Linked DNA regions of Homo sapiens: region 2 is linked to region 1. The links are chromatin loops, found by intact Hi-C in ENCODE. Cell type or tissue: CD14-positive monocyte. All regions are shown on one strand. Each heading gives the region's core, and the rest is flanking DNA. Links, peaks and the distances in the headings are about the cores only.

Region 1 (15,329 bases), core at 4,182-12,181:
TTTCTCCACGGAGCCCAGCAGCACGGTGGAGCTTTCTTTCTATCAGAACTGGCCCAGGTTCCCAGGACACTGTGGCTTCCCAGTCTCCCAGCTGGGCACATCAAACAGCAGGTCTTCATTGGCTGTGGTGTAGCCTGGTGCCCTTGTGCTTCTGTGGCTTTTTCTCCCAAGCTGGACGTGAAATCCTTTACTTATGAATTCATTCTCTCCTCTCTCTCTTATTACTCTTTCCCGGAGCATGGCCCCATAGGAATAACATGTGAGTTCTGCTCCCATTTCCAGGTTACTTCCAGGTTGCAGAGAACTAATTCTAAGCCGTGTCATGGGAGCAGTGAGTTTAGGCTGCCTTGCAGAGCAAGAAGACCATAGGGTATCTCTGCCTTTTCTTTCTCCCCACAAACTAAGATATTGAAATAAAGTAGATTCTTCTATTATTGTAAATTCTGGAATTGTGTATACTTTTTTAGTCAGGAAAATCTAAGTATAAAATAAATATTATAGTTAGTAGGATTACGCTTCCAATATTTCCTGCCTGAGCTCAGGAGTGGGTCCTCTGTGTATCTGTGTACGTATGAAAGGGGAGACGTCTGTGGCTGAAAAATCCTGAGTTACATTAATTCATGCATTTGTTCGTACACATCTGTCACATTTACTGAGAAGCTACTTGATTGTAGAGGTGTTAGAGAGATAAAGCAGAGACACCACTCATTTCTAAAGCTATTTCCAGTCCAGTAGGGAGAAGAGTATAAAAACGTATCAATATGGCAGAATAATCTTTTGAGTTATTGTTTTGTAATTTGCTCTATTTTTACGTTCCCCGTGACCAACAGGTAGACAGGCCCTTTGCCTGTCCTTGCTTCAGGATATTTTCAGGGCTGAAAACAAGCTGCTTGAAGTCAAAGGCTTTTGTAGAAGTCCCAAGCTCTTTGAAAAAAATGATGTCAGCAGGCTCTGAGGGCAGCAGGATGCAAGAGAGGTGACTCCCGGGGCACGAGGCTGAGCATGAAGGCTTTGAGGGTGACCAAGGAAGGGAGGGAGGAGGACAGAAAGGTGAGGCCTCTTGGAAAGGTCTCAAAGGTGTGGGTGTAGCAGCCCTGGAGAGGCTGGGGAGGCACTGGGGGTTCCAGCTTCACCCCAGACTCCCTAGACGTGAACCTGAGGCAGAGAGGCCACTGGCCCTGAGGCCCATGTGGGCTGGGACCATGCCGGACTCTGGGGACCAGAAAGGACTGACAATGGCCAGCGAGTGGAGGGGGCTTTCCAGCTCTTTGGTGATCTGCACAGTTCCCCTGGGCCAGTAGGCTTGTTAATGATGGTGCAGGGATGTCTGCTGCCCCAGAAGGTTGGGAGATCAGAGTGGGATCTAAGATTGTTTAAAATAAAAATAATATGGAAAAGTGTACTCTGATATTATACCCATGACACAACTCTGACACAATTTAAAAGGGGAGGTGGTGGAGATATAGTCAAATTCCTAGAGATAGAAAGTAGACTGGTGGTTTCCAGGGGCTGGGGGAAGGGGGCACTGGGGGTTAGAGTTTGGTGGGTGCAGAGTTTCCATGTGGCAAGATGCAAAGAGTTCTGGAGATGGCATAATGATGGGAATGTACTTATCTTAGAGAACTGCATACTCAACAACAGCTACGATGGTTAGTTTTATGCCATGTGTATTTTATCATGACTCACAAGCCATAGAATTTGGCCCCAAGGGTGCCAGGAGCAAAGATGGAGGTAGATCTAAGTCAGCTTGGGGACAGTCATGGAGGGCTTCACTGGCAGGTGCCAAGTGACTGAGACCCAAAGGATGGGCTGGCAGGAAAGAGGTGGAGGGGGTGTGGAAACAGAGGGTGGGACTGGGGCGGTCGGAAGGGAGCAAGGGAAAGATGAGCACACACATACACACATATGTGTGCTTTCACACTTACATCCACCTGCTCACACACCCAGCCAGCAGAGCACCCTGGGTGCATCTGGACAGCATGGCTAGAGTTTAGAACATTAGGTGGGATGGCGAGTAGAGGGGAGGGATCAGCCTGGTTTAGATTTTATCTGGTAGGTGATGGGAACCATTGAGTATTCTTGGTGGCGGCTGAGGGATGGTGACATAATCAGATGGGTGTTCCCACAGGATCACCCTGGCACCTGTGCGGAAGATGGGTTTGAGTCCAGAGGCCGAGCCCCGCCTGGGACTGTGCCTGCAGAAGAGGAACAGCTTCTGCCTGTCTCAGAAGCCCCCTGCTCTCCCAGCTCCCTGGGAGCATGAGAGTTAGCATCACCTGTCTCCTTCCCAGACCCCAGGGGCAGCTCGGCCATCTGTGGCACATCATCTCTGTGTGCTTGACCATTCTGTTGTTTTGAGAATCTCTGCTCTTATCTCATAGCCCTAATGGGGAGAAAGAGTGAGCATCACACACAGATCTTTCCCCAAGCATTGCCATTCATCCATGCCCCCCATCCCCGTTCTATTTCTTTTATGAGCAGAGATTCATTTCTATGCCCTGAAACCTACCCTTCCAAGGGCCGTCTATTGCTGTTTATGGAGGCACAATAGTGCTTCTGTGGGCTGGGCAGACTTGAAGACCTCACTGCCTCGGTTTGAAGTCCAGCTCTGACAAGTTATTTAAACTTTGTTATCATATCTCTCAAACCAGGATGTTGATAGTATCATCTCACTGGGCTGTTATGAGGATTCAATGAATTTATCTTTTAAAAGCACTTAGAATGACATCTGGCACAGAGTTGATGCTGTGTTTATTAACTAAACGTCTACTCCAAAAAGTAATGATGGGGATTACATGGGACGCTGTTCCTGAGGGGCTTGGCGTGGCACCTAGAATACAGTAAGCACGCAATACATATTAACTGTTGCTATTACTGTTAAGATGTTTAGAATTGTGCTGGAATATGACATGTGCGAGATGAGATGAAAGGAGATAAGATTGGTTTGGGTAGGGGTGTTGAATTCATGCAGATGCTTTTGAGGAAACTAAAGCAGCCCCCACAGCCCTCTTGGTGGTCTCCGTCCAGTCTCTCTGACATCCCATCTGTCTCCACACTGCTGCTGCTGCAGATGCCTTCCTGACGAGCAGTGGATCTAGTCAGTCAACTCCCTGACTTACTTAGAAACCTGGCAGTGATCCTTGTTACACGGGTTGAACATTGCCCCGGCAAAAGATGCATTGAAGTCCTAACCCCGAGTAGCTCAGCATGTGGCCTTATTTGGAAATAGTCTTTGCCGATGCAATCAGTGAAGATGAGGTCCTATCAGGGAGGGTGGGACTCTGATCCAATAGGAAGGTCCTTATAGGAGGAAGGCCATGTGAAGACACAGGCCCGGGGAGAGGCCACAGGAAGGTGGAGGCAGAGATTGGGGTGATGCATCTCCAAGCCAAGGAATCATACGAGTCACTGGCTGCCAGTAGAAGCCAGAGACATGGACCAGAGTATCCTGCAGAACCCTCCAAAGGGGCCAGCCCTGCCTACATCTTGATTTTGGACTTTGAGCCTCCAGAACTGTGAGACACTCAATTTCTGTTCCTTTAGGCCAGTCAGTCTGTGTTACCTTCTTACAGCGACCCCAGGAAACGAACAAGAAACCAGTCCAAACTGCTTAGCATGATACTTAGGGTTCACTCTCCTGGCACACACACACACACACACACACACACACAGGCACACACATACACACACACACAAAACCACACCAGGCTATTTGTAATTCCACAAATAGGACTTGAAAAGTTATTTGTGGTAGGAAGAAATTATTTGATACCGATGATGACTGCTCCCAGAGTGCTAAGATCCTGGTGCCTGGGGCTCTTTTTGTTTGTGGGGCACCTGCACCCCAGAAGGCAGTGGGTGTGACAGAATGAGAGGACGCCCTAGAAAAGGAGGAGTGGAGTGGGCCTGGGAAATTCGCAGGGCTGGGGATTTGGGCCTTGCAGGCTGTGGAACCCAGGAAAAGAATAACCCGGGGTTGGTGCGCAAGGGACTTTGACAGAGGTGGGCAAAGTGTTGAGGGGGGATTTTTGGAGAGAAACGCTGCCTGCCATGTGATGTGGGTTGTCCCTGCTCTCTCTCTCTATCACTGGTAAAATCTTTGCCCCCTCCCTACTGGTGGCATTCATTCCCCTCCCTTCCGCCTTACCCCTCCCTTCTCCTTCTTCCTCTCCCCCCATTTTCTCTCCTCTCCCTTCTAATGGGTGGTAATGGAGTACCTGCTTGGGGACAGCTCGAGGTGAAATCAGAGGCTGGGTTATCTGAGTGATCCAAGCCCACACTCACATTCCCTAGTTCATGCTGTTCCTCTCTTTTCCCTTGTTCATGCTGTTTTCTACACCTGGGATGCTCCTCTCTTTTCTGCCCAAAATCCCCCTTGTCTTTCAAGTGTCCTCACTTTTGTGAAGACTTCTGTAACCCCTCCCCTTTCCCTACTCTTAGTCAGAATTACAATGAACGCTGCCTCTGAAATCCCCTAGAGCTTCTCAAATCTTTCTATGGCACCCCTCAAAGAAGAGTAAGCTTGGGTCATCATTTATCTTTACCAGCCCTCCACCCACCCTCGCACTAAGCCCAGAGGCCAGCACATAGTGGGTCCTCAGTGATGGGTGGGTGTGGGACCAGTGAGTGAACAAAGGGAGGGGCTGTGGGGTGCAGAGCCAGAAAGGGAGGGGCGCTATGAGCCAACAAGGAAAGGAGATAAAAATGAGGAGTGGGGAAGGAGAGAGGAGTTCAATCAGGCCCTTCCTTTAAGCGCCCCTCAGAGAAGTCGAATTTGCATCATTAAAACCCAAATAACCAGGGGATGAATGGTGAGCGAAGCAGGAGATAGAATTGTGGAGATGGAAAGGAAACAGAGCCAAGGACAGGAGAGGAAAGGGGCTTAAAAACAGTCTTGCGCTAGAATTTTTTAAAAAGCGGCCGGGTGCAGTGGCTCACGCCTGTAATCCCAGCACTTTGGGAGGCCAAGGCAGGAGGATCACAAGGTCAGGAGTTCGAGACCAGCCTGGTCAACATGGTGAAACCCCCATCTTTACTACAAATACAAAAAATTAGCCTGGTGTAGTGGCGGGCGCCCCTAATCCCAGCTACCTGGGAGGCTGAGGCAGGAGAATCACTTGAACCTGGGAGATGGAGGTTGCAGTGAGCCGAGATTGTGCGATTATACTCCAGCCTGGGCAACAGTGCGAGACTCTGTCTTAAAAAAAAAAAAAAAGACAAAGATGGAGGTGGGACAAATACGGCAGGAAGAAGAAGGAGTGAGAAGGAGTGCAGGAGGGACGCTGAGATTTGAGTTAAGAAAAGGTGTTGGGTTATGGTGGGACTGGGACAAACAAAATCCACAGCCTCACTCCACATAAGGCAGGTGGAGAACTGGCCGTGCACCGAAGCTCTGGAGCCGTTTTTGTGGAGAGGGAGGAAACGATGGATAATAATATGCTGTAGAGATAAATTAGTAATACTAAGCTACCTCACTGGGATGTTATGAGTGTTAATTAATTATTGTTTGCAAAGCACTTTGAAGGTGGAAAGGCTCTATAATTATTATGAATAAAATGTCAGAGATAATCATCTGGCAGAATGCAATGACCTCGTCAGCATCTCATTTGCATGGCATGAAGCAGAGCATTGGTTCTAGGATTCTCTGTCAAAGGGGGAGACCTGCCGGGGCCGACAGATACCCGTCTCCATGCCCTGCCTTCTCCTGCTTCCCACCGCATCTCTCTGGCAGCCCCAAAGCTACGGCCTCCGCTCCCTCGGCGGCGAGTTCACGAGCTACCGTGTAAGGTGATATTTTTATGAGTCAGAAAGCTACATATGCAATAAGCTGGTGGCCGGATGACTTTACGATGGGTAGCATTCTAATGTCACAGGCCCGAGGAACACTCTTCACACTGAGCAGCTTTTGGTTTGGCAAGCTGTCTTGTTTCAGAGGAGATTAAGAACATGGTGGTCTGGGGCTGCCCTTCCAGAATGGGAAGGGCGTAGGCTTTGCAGGCAGGGAGAAGAGGGACTTTATCTGGGAAGAGGTCAGGTGCCTGCAATGTGCCAGCTCAGGGTTTGGAGGGAAGGGCAATGAACAGACCACAGTGCTGGCTCCTGAAGCTGACATGCTAAATATGGGAAATGGACAATAAACAAACACCTCTGCATCTCTATATGTAATGTGTCCGGTGGCAGTAAAGGCAAAGAAGAAAAACATAACAGAGGAAGGCAAATGGAGGGTGAGGGGAAAAGCTGTATAAGTTGGGTATGTAGGACACCCATACTAGGTGTACCCACTGGTGTGAGGTCTGCGAGGTGTTCATCCGGGAGGAAAGATGTTTGAGGACAGTTACCTTCAGCCAGTGTTCCCCAACTTGGTTTAGATGACGAGGCAAAAGAACTGTGTGGAGTATTGACCAACCCTTGCCCTTGTATTAGAAAAGCAAAACAACCCTGCCAACCAATTCCCCTTCAAGCCAATATGGAAGAGAGAATGTTCTTTTAATATTAGATAGGCATGGTCCGAATTACATGCACGTAAAGGAACACAAAAGCAACTATCAAGTGTGGACAGGATTTCACATGCATTTATACCCAAAAGACAAAACATTGAAAACTTCTTTTATCTCCTTGAGAGACAAGAGGACTCACTTTATTTTTTGTCTCATGTATTCCCTGTGAGAGATCTCGCAGCTAGTTCTAGAGGTAAGCGTTGACAGTTCCAAGGGTCAGAAAGCCAAGGACCTTGTGTTGTAAAATAAACCGTTGAGCCTTTTTATCAGGCCTAGTGTGTTCACAAGGAGACATCCTAGCTAGGGGAGGGTGGGTAGGCAGAGGCCTCCTTCCTCAAAGAAAACATTTCCCCCTTACACTCCTGATGATAGTTATTAATCTTTTTAAACCTCAGCTGAATTAAGTGCTGGAATCGTGCTGTTACTGCTGAGACACCCATTCCTGTATAAACAACTGGCTACTGACTCCAATACTGTGATCTTAGAAAAAACAACACCAGCTTCAGGCCAGCTTTTTTTGTTAAGTGTGGATTTGGAGCAGTGATTCTAAAACCTCAGAATCCCTTGGAGGACTTCTGATAACACAGATCTCAGGGCTGCCCTATCCTCTCTCGAGATTCTGACTCAGTAGGTCCGGAGTGGGGCCTGAGAATGTGCATTTCCAACAACTTCCAAAGTGATGCAGTTGCTGCTGGACCAGGGACCACACTTTGAAAACCACTAAATATGAGCAAGTGAACCTGTTTTGGAGAGAGGGACTGGGGAGAAGGTAGTGGATAAAGATGAGACGAGACAGATGTGGAGGGGAGGTGAAGAGCATGGCATCCAATACAGAGAGCTCAGGGTTATGGACTGATGAGATGCACCAAGCTGTTGGGGACACAGTGTGGCTGGGAGCTCCAGAATGGGGGTTATCCTCAGTCAGGACTGCCACTCCCCGCTCTGGGTGTGGGCTACACTCCCTCTCCCTTCATAGTGCCCACCCTCGAGGAGAAGCACCTTCAAGGATGCACGCTCCTGCCTCTGGGAATGTCAAAAGATAGTTGGCAGGAAGTGCCTGGCACAGAGGCGGGGGCTCAGTTGTTATTGATAATTAGGAGCTCAACAGGAACTCGAACCCAAAAATTGTCCTCAGAGTGCCGAGGTATTTATTTGCACAGAGAGTTTGCCAAGTTCCTTCTGACTTCTCTTTCCCTTGCCATCCCCCACAGTGGCTGGGAACCCTGCAAGTCAACGGCTTTGAACTGGGACTTCAAAGAGAAGCCGAGCTCTGTTCTTCAAACAGGTTTATAAAGAGATTTTGATACAAGACAACAATACTTGTCAGCAGTGCCCAGTTATCGTCCTTCCCTTTGTAGTTTTATTAGGAAATAATTTCCCGGCTGGTGAGGCTCCTGCTGGCACGCCTTGTTTCTCTACTTGCGACTGGATCTGCCCACCGGAGGGGCTGCCCCTCGCACTGCAGCAGTTTTGCCAGCTGGGGTCCCGAGAAAGACGTCACCAAAGGGTCTCCTGGCAGCCAATTTACCATCTGCCCCCCCGCCCCCGCCTCCTCTCGCCCTTTGTAGCAAAAATGCAATTTGTTTGACCTCTGGGGTGGTTTAAAATCCCAGCTTCTCAAGTGCCCCCCGATTACTATTTTTTTTTTTTTAAGAAGGAAGAGAAAGAGGAAACTGACCAGAAAAGAAAAGAATAATTTAAGCCTCCCTTTCTATCATGTCCTGCATTTTGGGTTGGCAACAGATTTCCCAATAGATGAAAACTAAAGAGCCCAGTTCCTTTGGGAATCAAGCAGGAGCATTTGGAGCCTGCATTTAAGCCTAGGCAGGGTGTGGCTTCCCAGAAGTGACTGTTTCTTCCTCTTTCCCCGGTGCTGTTTCTTTCCCGATATTTTGGCACACAGGGCATTGAGTCTACTGTGTGTGGAGCACCGTGGCAGGTTCTGAGCAAGACAGAAATGACGGACACCAGGTCCCTCTGGTCATGTGTCTCTGCATGGGTGTGGTGAGCTGGGGGGACAAGCACGCTCCACAGGGGCTCTGCACAGAGGCCTCTGCTCACAGCAGAGGAAGGGACCCTGGGCTTTGGGGGCACAGCTGTCCAGAGCCATGCACCAGACCTGCTGGAGGTGGCTCTTGATCCTCAGCTGAGGGAGAGCCAATGGTCAGGGAGGGTGTGCTGTGGTGGTGGTTTTAGGATGGGGCCCCTGGGATGCACTTCCACACTAGAAAAGGGTGCAGACAGAGAGGGAGGGTGGAGTTGTGGGTGGGAGAAAATAATGGGTGGATTCTGATCCTGGGAGAGGTAGCACAGAATAGAATTGGGGCAGAAGGGGGCACCTAGCCCCAGAAAAACCTACATTTCACTTCCTTTTTATGAAATTGGGAAAGAATTGTGAGAGAAGGTGCTGATTGTTTAGGGGGTTAGGGAGCAGAGAATGTGGGCACGGTCACGTTTTCTGCCCTTTGTTCTCACTGGGAAATAGGAATTAAGGGTATCTGCTGGCCAGGGGAGGGGTTTTAGGAAGTTACAGGCAGAAGCATCTTAGAGATTATTTAGTTCAAAGCCTTCATTTTAGCCAGTGAGGTTCAGAGAGATGGAGGCATTTCCCAAGGTAACACGTTGATGAGTGGGGGAGCAGGGACTTGAACCCACGTCTGCTGCATCCCAGGTCAGAGGCCACTGCTTTGCAGGGGGCTTGCTGCCTTCCTGAGGGTGCAGCCCTGTTCTGAGTCCACTGGGAGGCTGGAGGAGCCGTGGCAGCTGGACGAGGCCTTCTGGGATTCTTTGCCACCTCAGTGATGAGGCTGGCTCTAATGCCCTCCCTCAGCTGAGAGGAGAGAGGTCAGTGCAGAGGGGAACCTGCTGCAGTCACGGGTCACCCAGGGTCACGTCAGGCCTCTGCACAATGCACAGAGCTCCAGGCGTGCAGGAGGCACAGAGCTGATGCCATTCCTCGGACTCCGAAGAAGTTTGCTGACCGGGTATTACTCACCTTCTCCTCAATAATTTCCTACTGTTGCCAGAGGAAATAGTCAATGCTTTCCCCAAGAAACTGCAGCATAGAAAGCAGTCTCAGAACTTGTAGTTTCTGAGGAGAAATGTGCAAGACCACAGGAATAGCAGAGACCTGCTGGTTCCTGCCCAGGATCTATGCCCATGTTATTATACCCATTGGACAGATGGGGAAACCTAAACAGAAAAATCAGTGATTTCCAAAGCTTCACCCAAAGGCAGTAAGAAAACTCATAGCTTAATGTTGCTGCATTTCTTCCTGAATCTTCCTCCTGCCGATTACTTTATATTTCCATGGAGTGTAAAGCCTTGACGGAGACAGACAGATTGAAGATGAACGATGAGCCCTTTTCCATGGGATCTGGCCAGAGTGGACTCAACCCTAGCCATGGACATCATTTTTTGAGGCAACCATTTAAAAAAAAAAATTAAGCTATCATGGAATAGAATCACAAAAGTTGTAAGATATTTTACATATTTGAATTTAGGGAATGGCAAACTATGGCTTGCAGGCCAAATGTGTTACAGCCTGTTTTTGTACAGCCTGTGAGCTAAGAATGGTTTTTATATTTTAAAAGGACTTTTTTTTTAAAAAAAAAAAAAAAGGAAAAACAATATTCTACAGAGGTTGTGTGCAGCCCATAAAACCTCATATGTTAACTAACTAGCCCTTTATAGAAAAAGTTTGCTGATCCCTGATAACATATAGTGCTTTTATTACAAAAGATACAACTGTGGAATTGAATTATTCACAAGATAAGCATAAAATGTATTAAAAATATTCATTTGTTGTATGAGTGGTCGTATGAGCTTATAATAAAATATAAATCCCAAGTCGTTTGGCCAGCTGCTGTTCATCCCAGTCACATCAGCTAACCTCTTGATCTTCACTTGAACGTAGGTCAGAAGTGAGCCTTGGAGGTCTCTGTGACCTTGAGGCTTGGCCGTGCAGTCCTCCTGGCACCCAGCCCAGGTAACATGCTCTGGGTTTCCTTTGAGCTGGAGAGGAAAGTGCAGGGCCTGCTACCCCGGTGTGGCATCTTAGTTTGCCTGGCCTGCATCATGGAGGTCATTCATGGTGGGATGAGGGAAGCCCGGTCCTTCTGCATTCTTGGGGCAGCTCAAGCACCGAATGTAGCAGAGGTGGCCAGGGCTGTTGGGGGCGTGACTAATTGATACCCTGGCTCTCTGTCCAATATATGCAACCAAAGCCTCGTGATGTCTGTTGTACATTCACAGAAGGGCTGTGTCAATCTGGTCAGGGATAGCTGTGTTCGGAACTGCCACACCCACTGCACAGAGGGCGCCAATGTGCTTTGGGGTCTCCCCATGAAGACGGGCGGCCAAATGAAGTAACACCTTGTGGCACAGCAGCTGGCCAGGAGGAGCCTGGCACAAACACGCTGCACTGGGACAGGATCTGGTCGCCAAGTCAGGGAGGGTGCACACCTAACTCTGCTCTACTCAGAGCCAGAAAGGCAGAGCAGTGGAGATGAAAGGAGGAGGATGGCCAGTCACAGAGAATGGGGTTAAAACCCTGCCTCTGCCATTGATTAGTCACGTGGTGTCTGGAATGGTCAGTTTCTTCACCTGTGAGACAAAGATAACGATAGGACCCACCCCTTGGAGTCACTGGGAGGTTGAGAAGAGATACTGGATGCAAAGACATTGGGCAAGAAGGCAAAAGCAAAAGTCACCAAGTCTTCTCTCTTTTCCATCCTGTGAATGGTGGGCTTAATTCTGCATAAATGCTTCACTTAAGGTCTAAGGGGAGTCACCAATGAGGAGAAAGAAAGAGAGAGAGAGAGACAGAGAGGGACAGACAGAGGGGCAGAGGGTGCACATTTTGGAATGCAGAAATGGTACAGAAAAGAAAAATGCTAGAGGGAGAAATTGTAACTAAACCAAAATTAAGCAGCACTTCTTAAACCGTAAGCATCATAGAGAAACAGAGCCAGCAGGCACCTCAGTGATCGCACAGTCCAACTTATCTTTAGACCTTCGCAAAGGAAAGGAGGCAGACAGCCTGTGCTCAAATCCCAACTTTGCCATTTACTTTGGGCAAGTAGTTGCAGTTTCCTAAGCCTCAACTCCCTTGTTGGTGTGAACATTAATTGTTGGCTTCAGGATCACGCTGTGAGTGAAGTTGAAGGCTGGTGCCTCCAGGTGCCAGGAGTCACTATAAATTGGGAGACCAGGGCATGTGTCTCCATCCGTGTCCCCCATAATCCAGGTTTAGACTTAATAGTGCCCAGAGGAGGCCTGAACAGGCTTTTCTTTGTGCGGGGCAATAGACTTTCGGAGACTGAATTCCATTAAATGACGCCAGCAACAATTCAGAGCTTCCATCCTACATCACTTAAGTCAAACCTGTGCAGCTCATTTCCTGTTTCTCTTATGGGTTGCTTTTCCTTGCTTTTGGTTGGGGAAAAGTTAGTTTTGAAAACACCCCTTGTAATAGGTGTTGCAAAACACTTGAGCATCGATATGAGCCTATTAAATTCTAATAGCTCTGTTGGCAGGTAAAATGCGCATATAGATTTGAAAAGTGCTCATGCCATTTGCCTTTTGGACTGCTGGGGCCATTCTGAAGAGATTACATGGTTAAGGTCAAGGAGTTTGGAGGGGTAGAGTTGGTCTCTCCAATTCATTTCCCCTCAGGTTGTTTTCCTAGGCAATTATACATTGCAGGATGGTTCATCTGACTAGCAAGAAGCTAGTCTTCCTAAACATCTATTGTTCCTCTTCAACCAAGAATATCTATTTTTTCTTTGTCAACACCACTAAGGGATTATGCCACCTCTCAGCTTTTCCTATTCTAACTTTGTTCAAATAGTTTAATTCTAAAAGCTGCTGATTCCAAGGAAAAAAAAAATCTACCGAGAAATCCTACAGTGTGGGATTCTGGTACTAACCAAATAAGGCTATTTGATTGTGTAAGTAAATACCCCAGGCCCAAAAGTTTTTGCTAAGGGAGAAAGATCTGAAATAGAAGACAGGCTGAAGTAAGGTCTAGCTTTTTGGGAGACGGAGAGAATGTGCTGGGGGAAAAAAAATCCCTTGCAGGGGATTCTGGGTTAGACAGAAGAGAGAAAGGAGTAACGAGATCATCAGTGCTCACTGTTACCTATGATATTTAGCAGAAAGATCCTCTAGGGTGAAGTACTGGAACCAATGCATTCCAGAGCCAGATGTGAAACAGAAAATGTTGGGACTTAGGGAACTGCATCCTAGGAGACTCCTTAAAATGTGTCATCTCATATTTTGGCTTATGGTGAGGCAGCAAGGGCTGAACTGTCCTAATAGCCATTTAAGTTTTCAACATGATGTAGAGTCAAAAAATGATGTCAGAACTTCAGAAAATGTGTTTAGACTAGACTCTTTTACCTTGTGGGAATTCAGTTGAAAGAATCACTAATTTTTTCATATGGCTACTGTCATTGATTTACAAAGAATTCTTCTTGCAGGCATACATAAAATACAGGAAACCCCATAATTAAATACCTACTCTGACCACAAAGTCAGACTGTCTTAAGCTATCTCCTTCATGCACATGCACATAGAAAGAAAGATCCATCTCTGAGCATCCATTGAAAACTTGCAGATTTTTTTCTTTACCCCTTCCTAGAATTGCTGTCAAATTAAGCTCCACTTCAGAAGACAAGCAACAGTGGGAGAAACTCTGAGTCAACGGCTTTAACTTTGGCAGCGTTCTTCACTGATTCGTGAAGTAGGCTAGCAACCTCGTTTCCCCTTTTAACCCACGTCCCATGCCACGTGTGTCTGGAACAAAAGAAATTTTAATATGGACAGCATGAACGAATGGAGGTGGGGTGTTCCTTCCTGACTCCACTCCTAGGAGTTAAGCTGCAAACACTGTCACCTTCGTGCATTTGATTCCGAGGCTTATAAAGATTCTAGACTATGAGATGAAATGGGGCCAGTTCAGCTGCCTGAATGGGCTCTTCCATAGATGGCAGAGGGGCAAGCTCTTGCAGACTGGAAAAGCTTCCTAAGAATTGCTTATGCTATACTAGCGCCACCCCCAACAAGTCCATTCAGCAGGCATCCCATCCCCCAAACCTGGATGTGGAGGGCTGAGTAATGGCACCCAAAGATATTTGCATGTGAACCCTTGGAACCTGCAAACGTTACCTTGTATAGCAAAATGAATTTTGAAGATATGATTACATCAAGAACTCTGAAAGGGGAGCATTATCCTGGATTATCTGGGTGGGCCCTAAAAGTAACCACAAGTATACTTATAATAGGGAGGCACAGAGCCATTTGACTACAGAAGAGGAGAAGTCAATTGGATGATGGTAGCAGACATTACAGTGATGCGGCCACAAGCCAAGCAATGCTGGCAGCCACTGGAAGCTTGAAGAGGCAGGAATGGATGTTCCCCTGGAGCCTCCAGAAGGATTCAGCCCTATCGACATGTTGATTTTAGCCTCATAAGATTCCTTACAGACTTCCAGCTCCAAGAACTGCTGGAGAATAAAGTTCTGTTGTTTGAAGTCACTGACTTTATGGTAATTTGTTACAACCGTAATAGAAAATGAATACATTCTTCTTTTCAGATTTGCTAAAGAATGACGGAATGCGTCCCTCTGGTTCTCACTGGGCTGCTATTGGGACACTAAGGGATACCTGCATAGCCACACCTGCCTGCCTCATGTAGAATACTCTGGCACTGAGTTCTTAGGGAGATAAATGCACGTTTTCCCAATCTGTCCACTCAGCCTGTTTCTCAGAGCTGAGCTCTTCTGAGAACTTTGGCGGGGTGAGAAGCTGACCTCAAGAGTTGCCACAGTACCTCCCTTTTCCTTTTGCAGTTACTTTTTGCTTCTTCCCCACTTCCACAGTCACTCCCCAGTCATTCCCCAAAATAGCCTGGTTCTGTGTCTCATTCACTGAGAGGCTGGCGCCATTAGCTAACTGAAGCAAGAGATCTGTGTAGTTGAGTCAAGTTTACTCTCCCCTCTTCTCACCTGGCAAGCTTCTTTCTCATCTTGTTAACCATGTATTTTTAACACTTGCCTCTCAGAGAAGGTGTTATCCTCCTTTCTTGACAGAGTCATTGAATTTCCAGTTCAGAAGGACCTTTATTAAACACATTAATTCCAACTCCAGTAAAGTAATTAACGTGGGGCTTGGGCAGTCGGGAGAGGTAGTAATGGGGCTAAGGGACCCACAGTTGTAATACCACCCCAGGTAATTCTGAGACACATGGCCTGTGGGCTGCTCTTGGAGAAACAATGGCAAGATTGCTAAGTCAAAAGAGGGGAAGCAAGCAGTGGGGACCTTCATTTTTTGGAACAAATTCTACTTGAAGCCACTGTCGTGTCCCTTTCTTCTTGTTCCTACAGAAGTAGAAAACAGTCCCTGGAAGATTGTCCTTCCAATGGCCATGGGCTAATCCGTGTGCTTTGGCACGTTCTGGGCAGATTCGTGGCTGAGTTTTGTTAAACCTGGGACCCGTAGGAAACCCTGGACATTCGTTGCACTTGGGCAAAGCTAAATTGCAAGAGCACTTCATTGAGATGCTGAGCTATCTGGGAAAGGAGCAAGCAGTCAGGCGAACCAGAAAGACCCATTTAACCAACTTGGAAGATGGGCATTTTTGATGAGAGCATTAACCTTCTCTTGGCTGGCTGTCATTTCCAAATGACAGCAGCGTGCCTGGCATTTCCATGAACTCTTTCATCTCTAAGAGAAGAAGGGGAAGCAAGGGTCACATCTAAGATATTAAAAGCAGGAAGGAAACCTTTGAGCAATTTGGTACCCTTTGGCCTGTGGATTTTTTTCTCCCAC
Region 2 (15,329 bases), core at 3,082-11,081, 60 kb before region 1:
TACTATGCCATCTTATTTAAGGGACTTGAGTATCCACAGATACTGCCTTTGGTATCCACAAGAAGGTCTTGGAACCAATCACCCACGGATACTGAAAAACAACAATATCTCTTTACATTTTATTTTCCCCCTCAAGAATAAGAAGCCAATTTTAGTCACCTTTGTATCCGCCGCAGTGCTTGACATTCAACCTGGCACACTATGGTCACTCCATAATTGTTTAATAAGAATGGGTATTTGCTGAATGTTTACTTGGTGCCACTGTTTCAAGTGTCTTACCTATATTAAATCATTTAATCCTTATATCAATAAAATTATCATTTTGCTGTTGGGGGAACTGAGGTTTTAGGGATATTAAGTAACCTGACCAAAGTCACGTAGCTCTTCAGTGGCAGCTCTAGGGGAGTCCAGGGTGTGTCTGAGGTGGGGTCTTCTCACTCAAGACTACCCTTAAATACTGCAGCTTGTTGCTTTAAGACACCGCTCATGCCTGTAATCCCAGCACTTTGGGAGGCCGAGGTGGGTGAATCAGTTGAGGTCAGGAGTTCAAGACCAGCCTGGCCAACATGATGAAACCTTGTCTCTACAAAAATACAATGAAATTAGCCAGGTGTAGTGGCACATGCCTGTAATCCCAGCTACTCGGGAGGCTGAGACAGGAGAGTCGCTTGAACCAGGAGGCGGAGCTGGCAGTGAGCCAAGATAGTGCCGTTGCACTTCAGCCTGGGTGACAGAGTAAGACTTCATCTCAAAAAAAAAAACGACACCAACATTCTGGCCGGGCAAGGTGGCTCACGCCAGGTGGATGGCTTGAAGCCAGGAGTTCGAGACCAGCCTGGCCAACATGGTGAAACCCCATCTCTATGAAAAATACAAAAACTAGCTGAGTATGGTGGCACAGGCCTGTAATCCCAGCTACTCGGGAGGCTGAGGCATGAGAATTGCTTGAACCCAGGAGGCGGAGGTTGCAGTGAGCCAAGATTGTGGCACTGTACTCCAGCCTGAGTGATAGAGTGAGGCTCTGTCTCAAAAAAAAAAAAAAAAAAAAAAAAAGACATCAACACTCGTTGTAGAAAACTTGGACAATAAAGGAAAACACGCCTAAGAGAAAAATACTATTTCTTTATTCTTGTGCATATAAACATAATTCTACCACCTAGAGCTAACTACAAGTAGCATTTTCCCTCATTCTGTGGGTGGTATTTTATATAGTTGAGTTTATACTGTAAATGAATTCATAGCTATTTTTTACTTTTAGCCTATTATAATCGCTTTTAATGACAAAAATATCTTTACATAAATAAGTAGATTATTATTTACCCAAACATTCTCCCATAATTGGGCACTGTATTTTTCCTTCCAGTTTTAAATTATTCTGTAATTAGCATTTTTGTGCATAAATCTTTTGTATGTATTGTACTTTTGTGTGGTTCACAGAAGAGGATATTATTAATACACATTGCCAAATCGCTTCCTACAAAGATGGTATTAATTCACATCTCCATCAGCAGAGTCTGATCAGGCCTTAGACCTAGTTGGAGAGAAGTTTTGGAAGGAGACGAATGCAGAGATTTGAAGATTCTGAGGAAGGGAGACCGAGCATCAGGAAACAGGGAGTGAAGCAGTACTGGCCTTTAACACCCCTGCTCTTTATCCACTTAGAACAGGAATCACCAACCCCCAGGCCACTAACAAGTACAAGTTTGTGGCCTATTAGGAACCGTGCCACACAGCAGGAGGTGAGTGGTGGGCAGGTGGGCGAGCCAGGCTTCATCTGTTTTTACAGCCAGTCCCCCTCGCTTGCATTACCCCCTGAGCTCTACCTCCTGACAGATCAGTGGCAGCATTCAATTCTCAAAGGAAGGCGAACCCTACTGCATGCGAGAGATCTAGGGTGCACACTCCTTATGAGAATCTAACACCTTGATGACCTGTCACTGTCTCCCATCACCCCCACATGGGACCATCTAGTTGCAGGAAAACAAGCTCAGGGCTCCCACAGATTCTACATTATGGTGAGTTGTATAATTATCTCATTATATACTACAATGTGATAATAATAGAAGTAAAGTGTACAATAAATGCAATGCACTTGAATCATCCTGAAACCATCCCCCACCACCAGCCAGTCCATGGAAAAACTATCTTCCACGAAACCGGTCCCTGGTACCAAAAAGGTTGGGGACTGCTGACTTGGAAATGGGGAATGAAAAAGAGCTGCCCCAAAACAGAAGGAGGATTCTGTTGTCTTGGGCTGTCCCTTCATTTTGGTCTAAGTGTTGGAACTGCTCCAGCCTTGCTAGGTGTGTCAAGTCGTGAGGCCTTAGTTCAGCAGCGGGATGATAATGTAGTTTTAAATTTGACTAACAGTAATAAAGCACTTTTCAAAGACAAAGCAACCCTTCCAGAAAAGATTCTTTGAATTGTCCCCTTCTCTGTGTATGTGCCGTGCAGTGCACGTGTGTGATGGCATTGGTAGTGGGGGTGGGGGGAAGGGTGTCAATTTGAGAACAGTTACCATTAAGAAGAAATCAACTGATCAAAGGAATTGACTTTGCCATTTCCCTGGGTTTTCGAGCGTATTTTGTTAGGTTAGGCACACCGCAGTGAATTTAGGGCACCATGCTGTGGCCTTTTCATTAATACCTGGGAGGCTGTCTCTAGCCTGTGGCACTTAGGGAGAGGAATTAGAAATATATAATTCACCGAGTATCTAACTTCATATCTTGTAAGACCCTGGTTTTAATTATCCAAGAAAAGCATTTACTTTTCTCTGCCTTTATTTTGTGCTTTGAATTGTTTTTTTGGCTTTTCTCTCCCTTCTTTTTCTTCTCTTTAGCTCTCTAGCAATTATGTCTTGACTGCAGGGCACTCATTTTTCCCTTCCAATACATTCAGGGGCTTCATTTTTATTATTTGTCTTTGCAACAACTATATTCACCTGTTTATGTCTCTTGGCTTTTTTTTTTTTTTTTTTTTTTTTAAGCCCAAAGACCAAGTGTGCTTTGCTTACTTTGGTTAGGAAGAAGAAAATGACCTCTTGCTTCCAGAGCAGCAGACCTGGCCATGCTGGGATGCCAGCAATATGAGCTACAGATTGTTTGCAGTAAAAATTGCATCTTTCGACAAAAAGAGCAAGAATCCTCTGGGAGGGGATTGGTAGCATTTTCCTTGGGCATGTGAAAACTTTCATTTTGGCAAGGAGCATTGTAATTAGCACCATGGACTTTAGAATCAGATAAACCTAAATCGGAGGGCTGGCTCCAGTTAATAGCTTAGGAACTTGGCAGTGTTTTCTGAGTTTCAGTTAGTTCATCTGTGAAATGGGGATAATGACATTTACCCTACAGGGTGGCTGGAAAGATTATGTGAGATAAATCACATAGACCACTCAGCGCAAGGCCTGGCCTGTGTGCTCCATAAATGTTGGCTGCAATTATTTTCATCATTTTTTTTTCTATCATCGTCCTTACTTGTTTGACTCATAAAATTTCTCACTTGGCCTATCCTATAGTAAGGATTCTTTTTTTCTTTCTAAGTGTAGCCTCTATTTTTCTGGTAATCTCAGCAGATCAAAGTGAGGGAAAAGTCTTTCCTCAGGAACCTGTTAATATTGTGATAAGAATAGCATGTTGGATGGATTTCTCTTCCTTTTACTGTTGTTTGGGAAACACTGTCTGTTTCCATGGCTTGAGCAGTAGTGTTTGATTATAGGGTTAACTGATCCCTAAATGGATAGGGAAGAACATGGAGACACCAGAGAAAATATTTATGAAGGAGAAAGCATCTGAGGCATAAATATGCATCTAACTTGTAATGGAATCATTCAAACTAGTGCTTTGAGCTGCCACCTGGATGCCTGGTAAAGAGCTTGCCCGTACAGTTTCACTCCCACATACTCACTCCTATGGTGCCTACTATAAAAACAATAAAATATTAATAATACAAAAGGGTCTTCCTGAAGGTGCAGCATGTTACAAGTTGTAGGGCATTAACAGCAATTTTGTGAAATACAATTTGAGGCATGTGTTTTCAGAAACGCCTGCCCCAAATCTATGTCTTGCTTGATTCAAATCAGCTACTATGGTCTAACATGTCTCCTCGAGTTTTTCTTTTCATTGCTCTGGTGTCCTTGTACAATTTCTTCCTTTCCTTTCCTCCTATGATCATTCCCACTTGTACAAAGTACCAGATCTCTCCAAAGCTGGTTTCTCAACACTTAGCAAAGCTCTCTGTCTTTCTCTTCTGTAATTCTCAAGAGTGGGGTGAGGAGCAAGAAGACATTCAAGTTCTCAAGTGATTTTTCTGTGTTTTTTAATTCTCTAGAATCAAGGTCTTGATTCTTAGTTCTTCTGGGTCTTAAACCATTTTAACAGATCAACAGTCCACCCACTTGGGCTTTTTCCTCATGTAATGAACCAAGTAGAGGACAGTAAACCCACTTGGTTGGAACCCAGTGCCCTTGTGGGTCTGATTTCCACGTGGGCAACTGGCCTTGCTGGCTTTGCCATCACAGCCTAGAGAATGACCTGTTAGTGGCAGGAGGATGACTGAAAGTGCTTGTCATTTGGTAGTAGTGAAATGGGTTCATTTTCACACACGGACTCTAGTGGGTTGGGATGAAATTATTGCCATTTTTATAAATTTGGCCAAAGCTAGTTTCTGAATACCTGGTGGAGAAGGTTGGGCTGTGAGCGGGGTATAATTCATCTTGCGGCTGTGAAACTCTTGGGAAAGTGACTTGATGGGCCAGTTGATGTGAAGAGAAGACATGTCAGACTTAGTACTCACCTGGTGTGATGGTTAATATTGAGTGTCAACTTGATTGGATTAAAGGATGCAATATTGATCCTGGGTATGCCTGTGAGGGTGTTGCCAAAGGAGGGTAACATTTGAGTCAGTGGGCTGGGGAAGGCAGACCCACCCTTAATCGGGTGGGTACCATCTAATCAACTGCCAGCAAATGTAAAGCAGGCAGAAAAACATGAAGAGATGTGATGGGCCCAGCCTCCCAGCCTACATCTTTCTCCCGTGCTGGATCAGACTCCAAGTTCTTGAACATCAGACTCCAAGTTCTTCAGATTTGGGACTTGGACTGGCTCTTGTCGCTCCTCAGGGCTTGCAGACAGCCTATTGTGGGGCCTTGTGATCCTGTAAATTAATACTTAATAACCTCCCCTTTATATATATGTGTGTGTGTGTGTGTGTGTGTGTGTGTGTGTGTGTGTGTGTATCCTATTAGTTCTGTTCTTCTATGAGAACCCTAATATACATGGCGTGGTCTGGCAGGAGAGAGCTAAAATACTCTGCATAAAAGGAAAACAGGTGAGGGAATTAGTTGCTGCTATCTGATTATTTGATGGCTAGAGGTGGGAAGTTTGGAGAGAGACTCTTGAAAATAGTAATACTAACTAACACTTATTGAGGGATTACTGTATCTCAGGGACTGTTCTAAATTCCTATGAGTTGACTCATTGAATACTTACAACACCACACTACCACACTAGATGATATATGTGTGTGTGCACATGTGTGAGTTTACTGAGTTGAAATCCACTTAACATAAAATTAACCCTTTTTACATGAAAAATTCAACAACATCTAATACATTCATAACATTGTTCAACCACTACTTCTATGAGGTTCCAGAACATTTTCATCACCCCCACAAGGAAACCCTGTATTTGTTGTGTTAGTGGCTTAAAACAGTGGAAACGTATTGTCTCACAGTTCTACAGGCTGGAAGTCTGGAACCAAGGTGTCTGTAGGGCCATGCTCCCTGAGACTCTGAGTAGAATCTTTCCTCACCTCTTCCTGGCTTCTGGTGTGAACAGCAATCATGGTGATCCCTGGCTTCCCGCGGCATCAGTCCAGTCTCTGCCTCCATCTCCCAATAGTGTTCTGTCTGTGTGTCTGCACCTTGTCTTCCCTCTGCCTCTGTTCATCTTTCTCTGTCCTAATTTCCCCTTTTTACAAGGACACCATTCATATTAGATTAGGGACCATACTAGTGACCTCATTTTAACTTGATTACCTCCATAAAACCCTATTTCCAAATAATGTCACATTCTGAGGTACTTAATGATTAAAATTTCAACGTAGCTTTTCGGGGGAGCGCAATTCAACCTACAACACCCATTAAGCAGTTGACTCCTCATTCTCCTCTCCCTTAGCCCTGGTAACCACAAACCACAATCTGCTTCCCATTTCTGTGGATTTGCCTACTCTGGACATGTCATAGAAATGAAAGCATATCATATGTTACCTTTTGCGTCTGGCTTCTTTCACTTAGCTAAACCTCATGTTTTTGAGGTTTCTTCATGGGGTAGCATGTATCACCACTTCATGCCTTTTTAAGGACGAATAATATCATACTTGTTTTCCAAATGAAGAAACTGAGGCATGTTAAGGTTAAGTAACATGTCCAAGATCACACGATGAGGAGATTTCAGGAGAGGGCTCTGAGGGAGAGTCTGTTTCACTCAGAACCCAGTGGCCGGGGACAATGAACTCCTTCTGGTCTAAGTTATTGGTGCTGCCCCTGCTGGCTCCGCTGTCCATGGCCCGAGCCTCTGCCTGTCAGAGATGGTAGAGCCACCAGGACATGGAGTCATTGCTGACACAGGGAAATATGAGATGTCTTAGGTTTGGTGTATGTGAAACATGCATGAGAAATAGAGGCCAAAAGTTCCACTGTGGAGCGCAGACAGAATGGTCTGAATGCTCTTGCAGTTACTACGTCAGTAGTTTGTCATCTAATATATATTATACATCTATAACCTATGTATTTACCTTATTGTGATAATACTGTTTTGTTTTGTTTTTTTTCTAATTTTGCTTTGTGCAAAGCCAAATCCCTTTCAGCAGCATTGAGCTAAAAAAAAAAAAAAAAAAAAGTGCATGTTTAGGGCTGGGCACGGTGGCTCATGCCTATAATCTCAGTACTTCGGGAGGCCGAGGCAGGCGGATCACAAGGTCAGGAGTTCGAGACCAGCCTGGCCAATATGGTGAAATCACGTATCTACTAAAAATACAAAAATTAGCCGGGCATGGTGGTGGGTGCCTATAGTCCCAGCTATGCGGGAGGCTGAGGCAGGAGAACCGCTTGAACCCTGGAGGCGGAGATTCCAGTGAGCCAAGATCGCGCCACTGCACTCCAGCCTGGCGACAGAGCGAGACTCTGTCTCAACAACAGCAACAACAAAAAAGTGCATGTTTCATAAAAAATTAAGTATGAAATAATCTTTTCTAAAGAATGTTGATGATGATGTACAACTTGCAGAAATGCTTGTCAACATTTGCCATACACTCAGTGGCTGTAGTCATATCACTGACCACAGGTACACCCAGAAGACAAATTGTTATGGAAAAGCTATTTCAAAAACTAATAGCTATTTTAGGAAGATTATGACCGAGCTGATAATTTAAGCAATTATGTTTATATATCACTCTGGGTAGTATGACTTTTTAGGTAGTGATTTTTTTCTTCTAAATTAATTTTGCTTAATTTTAATTTCACTTTTTCTTGTGAGCATTGGGAAAGAAAAGTGATAGCTACTAACGGAATGGCTCTATCAGTAGAAGAAGATTTTTATAAACAGTTAAACGATGCAGATTTAGATCCATTTCTTGTAGAGAAAATCAGTTAATTTAAATAATGGTTTGATTTTTTTTTTGAGCCCAAGGACTCAAAGGAAAGCTTTTGAAAGTTCATCCTGTCAAAGATATAGCCTCTCATACTGTAATTTATAACTTCACTTAAAACATTCAACAATTAAGATGGAGGAGGTACTATAAATATAGATTTTCATGGAGTACAGAATCATGGGAAAAATAGTGTTATTACTAAATTAAGAAATCTATGGAACAGAAATATATTTGGAATTAGATGTAGTGCGTTCAGGGTTCATAATTGCATCCAAACAAGCTGTGATAGTCTACCAGCAAAATAGAAGCTATAGTTGACAAACATTATAAGTATTTTTATTTATACACAGAGAAACTGAACTACAAAATATTTGTGATAGAGACGATGTTGAATTAAAAAAACGCTGCAGCCTGGTGGCATGTGCTTTTTTTCTTCCCTCCTGCATGTTCTTAGATTTTAGAAATGTTTGAACCTTTGAAGGATTATTTGTAAATCAGCTCAAGCATACTGCAATATACAGTGACCTTTTACTTTTTTTTTAAAAAAAAAAACGAGGCCTCTAAATTGTGCTTGCTTTTTGTTCAAAACTGGTTGGTAATTTTTCATCAAGTAGTCAAGGAATGGTGAGCCAAAAGACTTCAGCTCTTGAAGCTTTTAGGAAAATGTAATTATTGAAAACTAACCTTCGACCTACAAAGCCAAAGGATAAACAACTTAAATAAGTTACATTTGAGATTAAACAGTTATGCTTTGAAATATCTTGATTTATGGGAAGGATATTTTGATGGAACTTTTATATTTAATTGGATAAATTTATGTTCTATACTGGAATGGAATAAAATTCAGAGGTCTATGATTTTTAAGCATCTAAATTTGGCAAAACATTTAAAAAAATCCTAAATAGAAACAACTTGTTTGATGAGTTTTGCCTTGTAAAATCTTTGTGAAAGTTTCTCTGTATGGAGATAAAAAGATGGTACCCGTGAAAAGATTTGAACTGAAATATTAACATACTTCAGGAAGAAAAAAGAAATAGAACTGGGAATGTCTTCTGTTGACCAGAATTAATTCTTAGCTTACAAGGTGCTGCAGCACTTGTAGAAAGAGTATTTTCTTTATTAAAAATACTATGGTCATCTGAGAAGAGTCAGTTGACAGTATCAGTAATTTCAGATTTACAAACTATAAAGTTCAACTTTGAAAAAGACTGCAAGTAATTTTACGAAAAAATTAAAAATACATATATCACAAATGCTTTCTTTAGAAAGATACCAGTGATGGGCCCAGGAGTAGTGGCTCATGCCTGGAATCCCAGCACTTCGGGAGGCCGAGGCGGGTGGATCATCTGAGGTCAGGAGTTCGAGACCAGCCTGGCCAACATGGTGAAACTCCATCTCTACTAAAAAAATAATAAAAATTAGCTGGGCGTGGTGGCGCGCATCTGTAATCCCAGCTACTCAGGAGGCTGAGGCAGGAGAATGGCTTAAATACAGGAGGCAGAGGTTGCAGTGAGCGGAGATTACGCCACTCCACTCCAGCGTGGGTGACAAGAGTGAAACTCCGTCTGAAAAAAAAAAAGAAGAAAGATACCAGTGACATGATATCAAATATAGATATGACTTCAAAACTGATTATGATAATTATGAACCAAAATAGTACACTGCTTCAGTTATTTCATGCATTTTCTTTTGCCTCCTGTTTATATTATTTTTATGTTTAAGCAAATCAACCTATAACTTAAAAAAACCTGTACTTTAATGTACATTGATTTTTTTATTTTTAGAAATGATTTTCCCTTTGAAGATAATTTTTGACTATAAGTATTTTATATACCTACTGTTGTACAAAACCAATTTGTCAATCTATAAATGCATGCTTTAAAAATATAATTTTGAGTTCATGTCCTTTGCAGGGACATGGATGAAGCTGGAAACCATCATTCTCAGCAAACTAACACAGGAACAGAAAACCAAACACTGCATATTCTCACTCATAAATGGGAGTTGAACAATGGAGAACACATGGACACAGGGAGGGGAACATCACACACCGGGGCCTGTTGGGGGGTGGGGGGCAAGGGGAGGGAGAGCATTAGGACAAATACCTAATGCATGCAGGGCTTAAAAGCTAGATGATGGGTTGATGGGTGCAGCAAACCACCATGACACATGTATACCTATGTAACAAACCTGAACGTTCTGCCCATGTGTCCCAGAACTTAAAGTATAATAATAATAAAAAATTTATGATCTAAAAATATATATATACAATTTTATTTTTCTCTTTTTCACATTCAAAATTATTTCTGTGTAGATAATAAATTATATAATCACATAGTTAGAACAGATGTCTATTTTGAGTGTTGTTTAAAAAAAAAAAACCTCATTGCCTCATTTACAGATTTTGACAAAGATTCACAGACCTCTATTCACTTGCAGCATCCTGAATGCCAAGAAGAGGAGGTGCCTACTATCGAGGAATGAGTTGGACATTCCTCGATTTGGAAATGGATGAACCTTGGGTGTTGATGGTTTCATTTGCTTTTTCCCCAGCTCACTTTGATTTAGCTCTCTCCACTGTCCTAACAGTAACAGTGATGTCCAGTTTGCACACAAGTAACTCTTCATTCAGTAAATAATTGTTTAAAAATGTTTATTCATTTTGGTAATTATATTTGCATTCATTACATATCTTTAGGAAATCATTTTATTTTTTACAATACATGACTTTTTTCAGTGTAGAAGGAAAAGGTAATTCTTTCAGTATTATAGCATATTACATACAAACACACCCACTAATGAGCTCACTAAGTGTCAAATAATTAGGTAATTAGTGTTTTAAATGCCTTGTATCATATCATGCAGAAATCCACAGTGGATTGTCTTATGGGTGATTAAGAATATAGGTGATATAGAGAATGCATTATTATTTTTTTCTTTGATGTAATAGAATATAAGCTCTTGCCGCCAAAAGTTCACTTTGTGGTAGAATTTCAGAGAAGGATTGGATTCAGATAACAAAGACTACCTATATTTATTGAGAGACTTTTAAAATGCCAGGTACTGTTCTAGGCATTGGGGATTCAACAGTGAGCACAAGCAACAAAGTCTAGGAGGAAAAGGGCAATAAATGAAACATGGTACAAAATGTGTCAGGAGAGACGCATCCAAAGAAGAAAAATCAACCAAGCTATGGGGACACAGATAGGAGAGGTGCTGCTTTATGTAGTCAGGGAAAGTCTTTTTGGTGAGGTGCAGAGACCTGAATGAAAATCCATTTGCATATCTGTGGGGAGGGCTGACCAGGCCAGGACTGAGACAGGGAGTGGCCTGTTGTGTTTGAGAAGGGTAAAGGGGCTGGTGTGGCAGGGGAGACTGAGCCTGGGGCGGAAGGGTTGGGGAGGTGGCGTGGGTGGGGAGGTGGGCGAGAGAGGACAGCAAACAGGTGGGTGTGGGGAGACCTTGGAGGACCTTGTAGGCAAGGGTAAGATCACTGAATTTTATCTTGAGTGAGGTGGGAAGCCACTGAAAGTTTTGAGCAGAGGAATGGCATAATCTCACATATCACAAAGGATGATTCTGGCTACTGTATAGAGAATATACTATGTGTGCGTGCATGTGTGTGCGTGCATGCGTGCATGTGTGCGTGTGCATGTGTGTGCGCGTGTGCGTGCGTGTGTGTACGTGTGCATGCGTGTATGTGTGTATGTGTGATGGAAAACGGAAGGGTAGAAACAGAGAGCCCACTCCAAAGGCTCTCGCAATGGCCCAGGCAACACACGATGGAGGCTTAGGCCCAAGTGGTCACGCAGGGGTGGTAAAGAAACAGTAGGTTCTGGACATATTTTGAGGGCGAAATTGACATGACTTGAGATGAATCAGAGGCAGGAGAAGGTTGAAAGCTTTCTGCCTGGATATTATGAAGAACGGGGTTGCCATTGATGGAGTAGGGAAGATGAGGAGAGGAGTAGGTTTGGGTGGGGTGGGGTGGGGAGGGGGAGTCAGGAGTTCAGTTTCAGACTTCTTCCATTGGAGATGCCTCTGAGACGCGCAAGGGGGAATGGAGTGGTTGTCTACTCATCTGCGTTCGCTCCCTCGTCAGTAGACTGGATCTGTCAATAGTACCCTGCAATAGGATTCCTGCGAGGATGAAGAGTCAACAGGTAAAAGTGCTTTGTAAGAGCTGGTGGTAGTAACTATTCAAATGTTATTGTCATGAATATCTTTGATTAATGTACATTTTCTGAAGAAATTCATACTAAAAGAAAATACCGGAGTATTTTAGTGCAATAGAACACATAAAATCAGAACCAGAAATGATCCCTAATCTCTGTTAATTCAAACCCTTCTCATTTTACAGGTGAGGAGACCAATGGATGGCCAGAGAGACTCATGGCCAGTCTAGATCCCAGGGGCTGCCCCTGAAGCCTGCACTCTTTCCACAACACAGGACTTCCTGTGTAAAGTTACACTTTCTCCTCCAGGGACTCAGTTTTGAAGGGTGTTTGCTTAAAATCCAAGATGATTTAATGTTTAGCAAGACTTCTCATAGGTTTAATCATCAGTGAGTGGGACGGGCAGTCCCAACCCAGAGAGAGCACGCTGAGTTAATGTTCATATTATGCCTTGTTTAGAAGGGTGGGACATGGGGAGAGTGTTTTAACACTTCATCACCTCCCTGTTGACCTGGCCTCAGGAGCATTGGCCTGGCTTGCTTCATGGGGGTGACTGACCCTGCCAAAGCTCTTTTTTTAATTGTCAAATATCACATGTTCAAGCTTCCTTGGCCACAAGGGCCCATTCAACTGGAGGGACTGGAAGACAAGATAGACGCATCTGCTGTAAAGTTAACGCCCCCATGAACTTGGATGTTTCTAGTACTCGCTGTATTTCATTGTCACCTAAGAGGCTCCTCTTCTCCTCATCTCACCCACGCTTCCCTTGTCCCCCTCCCCTGAACTCCAAGTTAATGCTGCTCAGATCTTTTCTATTCATCTCGAGATGGTGATTAATACATCACTTATACTTGAGTCCTCTTGAAATTCTGAAGTTTCTGCAGGAGGGGTTGTTGGCAGGCCTGGAAATCAGTGTATCAGATCCTTCTCCATTAAGGCCTAGAGAAGCTGTGATTTTTGCCGCAAAGTTGAGGGCCTGGCACATTCCTAGGGCTTTCTAACTCTTCCCAAAGTGAGGACCAGCTGCTGAACCAAAGGAAATGACCCACCTCTCTCCTTTCCATGGGAATGTGCAGTGAGCCAATAACCCTAATGATCAAGAGAGGCTCCACTTTGTGGCTTACCCCCAGCGTATCTTTGCAAGCAGGAGTGGGTGGCCAGGCAATAGTGCCTGATGCAGAGGGGCTGGATTCTGTTTAGAGGTGAGGTGGTGTGGCCAGGAGGAAAATGCATTGACACCGTAGGTTCCCTACCCGGTATCCTATCTCCTCTCTCGCTTGGTAATAATGAATGCTAGTTTTGTTTGTAGCAGGAATGCTACATATTCTTAATAAACCAATGAGATATAAGAGAAGGCTATTGAATGGGGCTTCTAGGAAAGCCATTGCTTTTCTAATAAAAATGTAGAGTCATAAGTAAAAATTTTGATCATGAAGATGAAAGTCTCGTACTAAGGATGGCAAAAACTGAAAAACACAAGGAACTTGAGATTTGGCTGACATCACAGATGTGCTGTATCAGTACCTCACTAGGAGTTACTGTTAGGTGAGAAAACATCATCCCCATTTGACTAAGCTGTGATATCAGTTTTGTTACATGCAGCTGAAAGCAGTCCTAAGCGATGACAGTATCTTACCCCTGCAGCTGAAAGTTTGGCTCTGCCCCTTACCTGTGGTGTAGCATTAAGAACAACATGTGAACTCTCTGAGCCTCAGTGTCTCCATTTAAAAAATGAGGACAATTAATACCTCCCCTGCAGGGGTCCCGAGGAAACTACAGGGAATCCTGTGATTACTGCTATGGTAGGTTTTGTTCATTTGCAGAAGGGGGAGAAGTATGATTTGACAGCATGGGTAAGGAAGGACGGTTTGGAGGGGGAGGAAGTTAACTCTCTGAAGTAATGAGCAAGCCAAGAGGTAGGGAATCTCAGAGGATGCTGTGCTAAGTTCAGTCACCAGGAAGCAGAACCCAAATGTGTCAACCCTGCCTGAGGCAAAAACCTTTCCAGCTATGTTCTCCTTACGTGCTTCTTGCCAAGGCAGGAAACCAGGGTCTGGGTGCGGGTGGGCTGGGTGTGCAGGTGCAAGCACTTGAGAGGCTGCAGCTGGTGAGGAAAGAGAGTCCTGGAGCCCCAGGTAGGTCCTTACATCCTGAGGATGATGCAAGAAGTAGTGAGTATGGGTACGAATGAATTTTCTGTTACTTAGAATACCTGAAACGGGGTAATTTATAAAGAAAAGGAATTTATTTCTTACAGTGATGGAGGCTGAGAAGTCCCAGGTTGAGAAGCTGCAGCTGGTGAGGGCCTTCTTGTTTGTGAGGCCTCTGCAGAGCGTGGACAGGCAAGGGATGCTCTGCAGGGCATCATGTGGCAGAGGCTGAGTGTGCTAATGGGCTCGCTCAGGTCTCTCTTCCTCTTGTAATAGAGTCAGCAGTTTCCTTCCCATGATAACCCATTAATCCATTAACCCATTAATCTACAAATGGATTAATCCATTCCTGAGGGCACAATTCTTCATAATCCAATCACCCCCTAAAGGCCCCACCTTTCAATACTGCCACATTGGGGGCTAAGTTTCCAACATATGAAATCTGGAGGACACAGTCAGACCACAGCATTGTGTCTGCATGTGCCCTGCCAGGCCTTGGGCAGTGGCAGGTCAAGGAGGGCTCTTTTAAAAATGAAAATAGACTTTTATGATTCTTCTGTTAAAAAACCTTTTGCTGCTCCTATGTTTGTGCCCAAGAGTAGGATTGGAAAGTGACAGCAAAGGGGTACAGGGTTTCTTTTGGGGCAGTGAAAAGATTCTAAAATTGATTTTGGTGAGAAATGAAGAAAAAAGGCCATTGAACTGAATTCTATCTCAATAAAGTTTTAAAAAAGAAAGAAAAATGCCTTGCTGGTTCGTCATTACCAACAGGATATAGGCCCTTCTGGAATTGATTTCTACCAGCCTCTCTGCTCTGATCATCTGCAGGGGTCTTTTTGCCCAGTGCCTCTTTACCTCCAGCCACAGGGAACTATTATACCTTTAGTCTCCTATCTGCATCAGGTGTCAGGCCTCTGGGCCAGGGTACCTGCAGTTCCCTCTTCTTTACCTGGCAGAATCCTAGCTCTGGTCCTGCTAGCGGAGCACAGTTAAGCTCCACTACCATTTCTTTGGCAAAGCCTTCCCTGACATTTGTTGCTCCTCACATTCTTGATTCATTTAGCTGTCATTCTCTGCTGCTGAGCTACAGGCAACTTGAGGGCAGGGACTAGGTAGCTTTAGACTTTTTCTCCAATGACATTCCAAAGGCTGTGTGGGTTATGAGGGGGAGTCATCCCAGCAGGAAGTAGTCTGCGTTGCTGACATCATTTAGGATTGCCTTCATACAGTGATCATAAAAAGCATACTGACACTTAGTGTCATCCTGGTGTTTACATTTTCTACAATGTGCCCTCTTGTTGCTTTGCACCCAAGGCTGACCACTCTCACCGTCCTTGCTTGGTACCTATTTAGTGCC

Evidence for each region. Hi-C counts contacts between places; a loop is a spot of excess contacts. Peaks named below come from ENCODE experiments on the same cell type or tissue, not always from the same donor. Only the 100,000 strongest peaks of a DNase experiment are listed, where the experiment ranks them.
Region 2: a loop joins it to region 1, with 1.8 times the contacts of the local background. A loop is called at or near these places in 3 of 110 quality-filtered maps.

What each region holds. Positions count from the first base shown.
Region 1 is chr6:14,614,744-14,630,072 of GRCh38, reverse strand. The region is part of intron 2 of LOC101928354 (a long non-coding RNA gene); the gene reads left to right. Among named protein-coding and RNA genes, the nearest start is that of LINC01108, 340 kb to the right of the region's middle. RefSeq lists a silencer at 4,281-4,575. In CD14-positive monocyte, for the core only: no CTCF peak of the experiment used is centred there; a DNase peak (open chromatin) is centred at 8,372; H3K4me3 peaks cover 924 bases.
Region 2 is chr6:14,673,155-14,688,483 of GRCh38, reverse strand. The region is part of intron 1 of LOC101928354 (a long non-coding RNA gene); the gene reads left to right. Among named protein-coding and RNA genes, the nearest start is that of LINC01108, 400 kb to the right of the region's middle. RefSeq lists an enhancer at 11,303-11,838. In CD14-positive monocyte, for the core only: no CTCF peak of the experiment used is centred there; a DNase peak (open chromatin) is centred at 6,193; H3K4me3 peaks cover 785 bases; H3K27ac peaks cover 919 bases.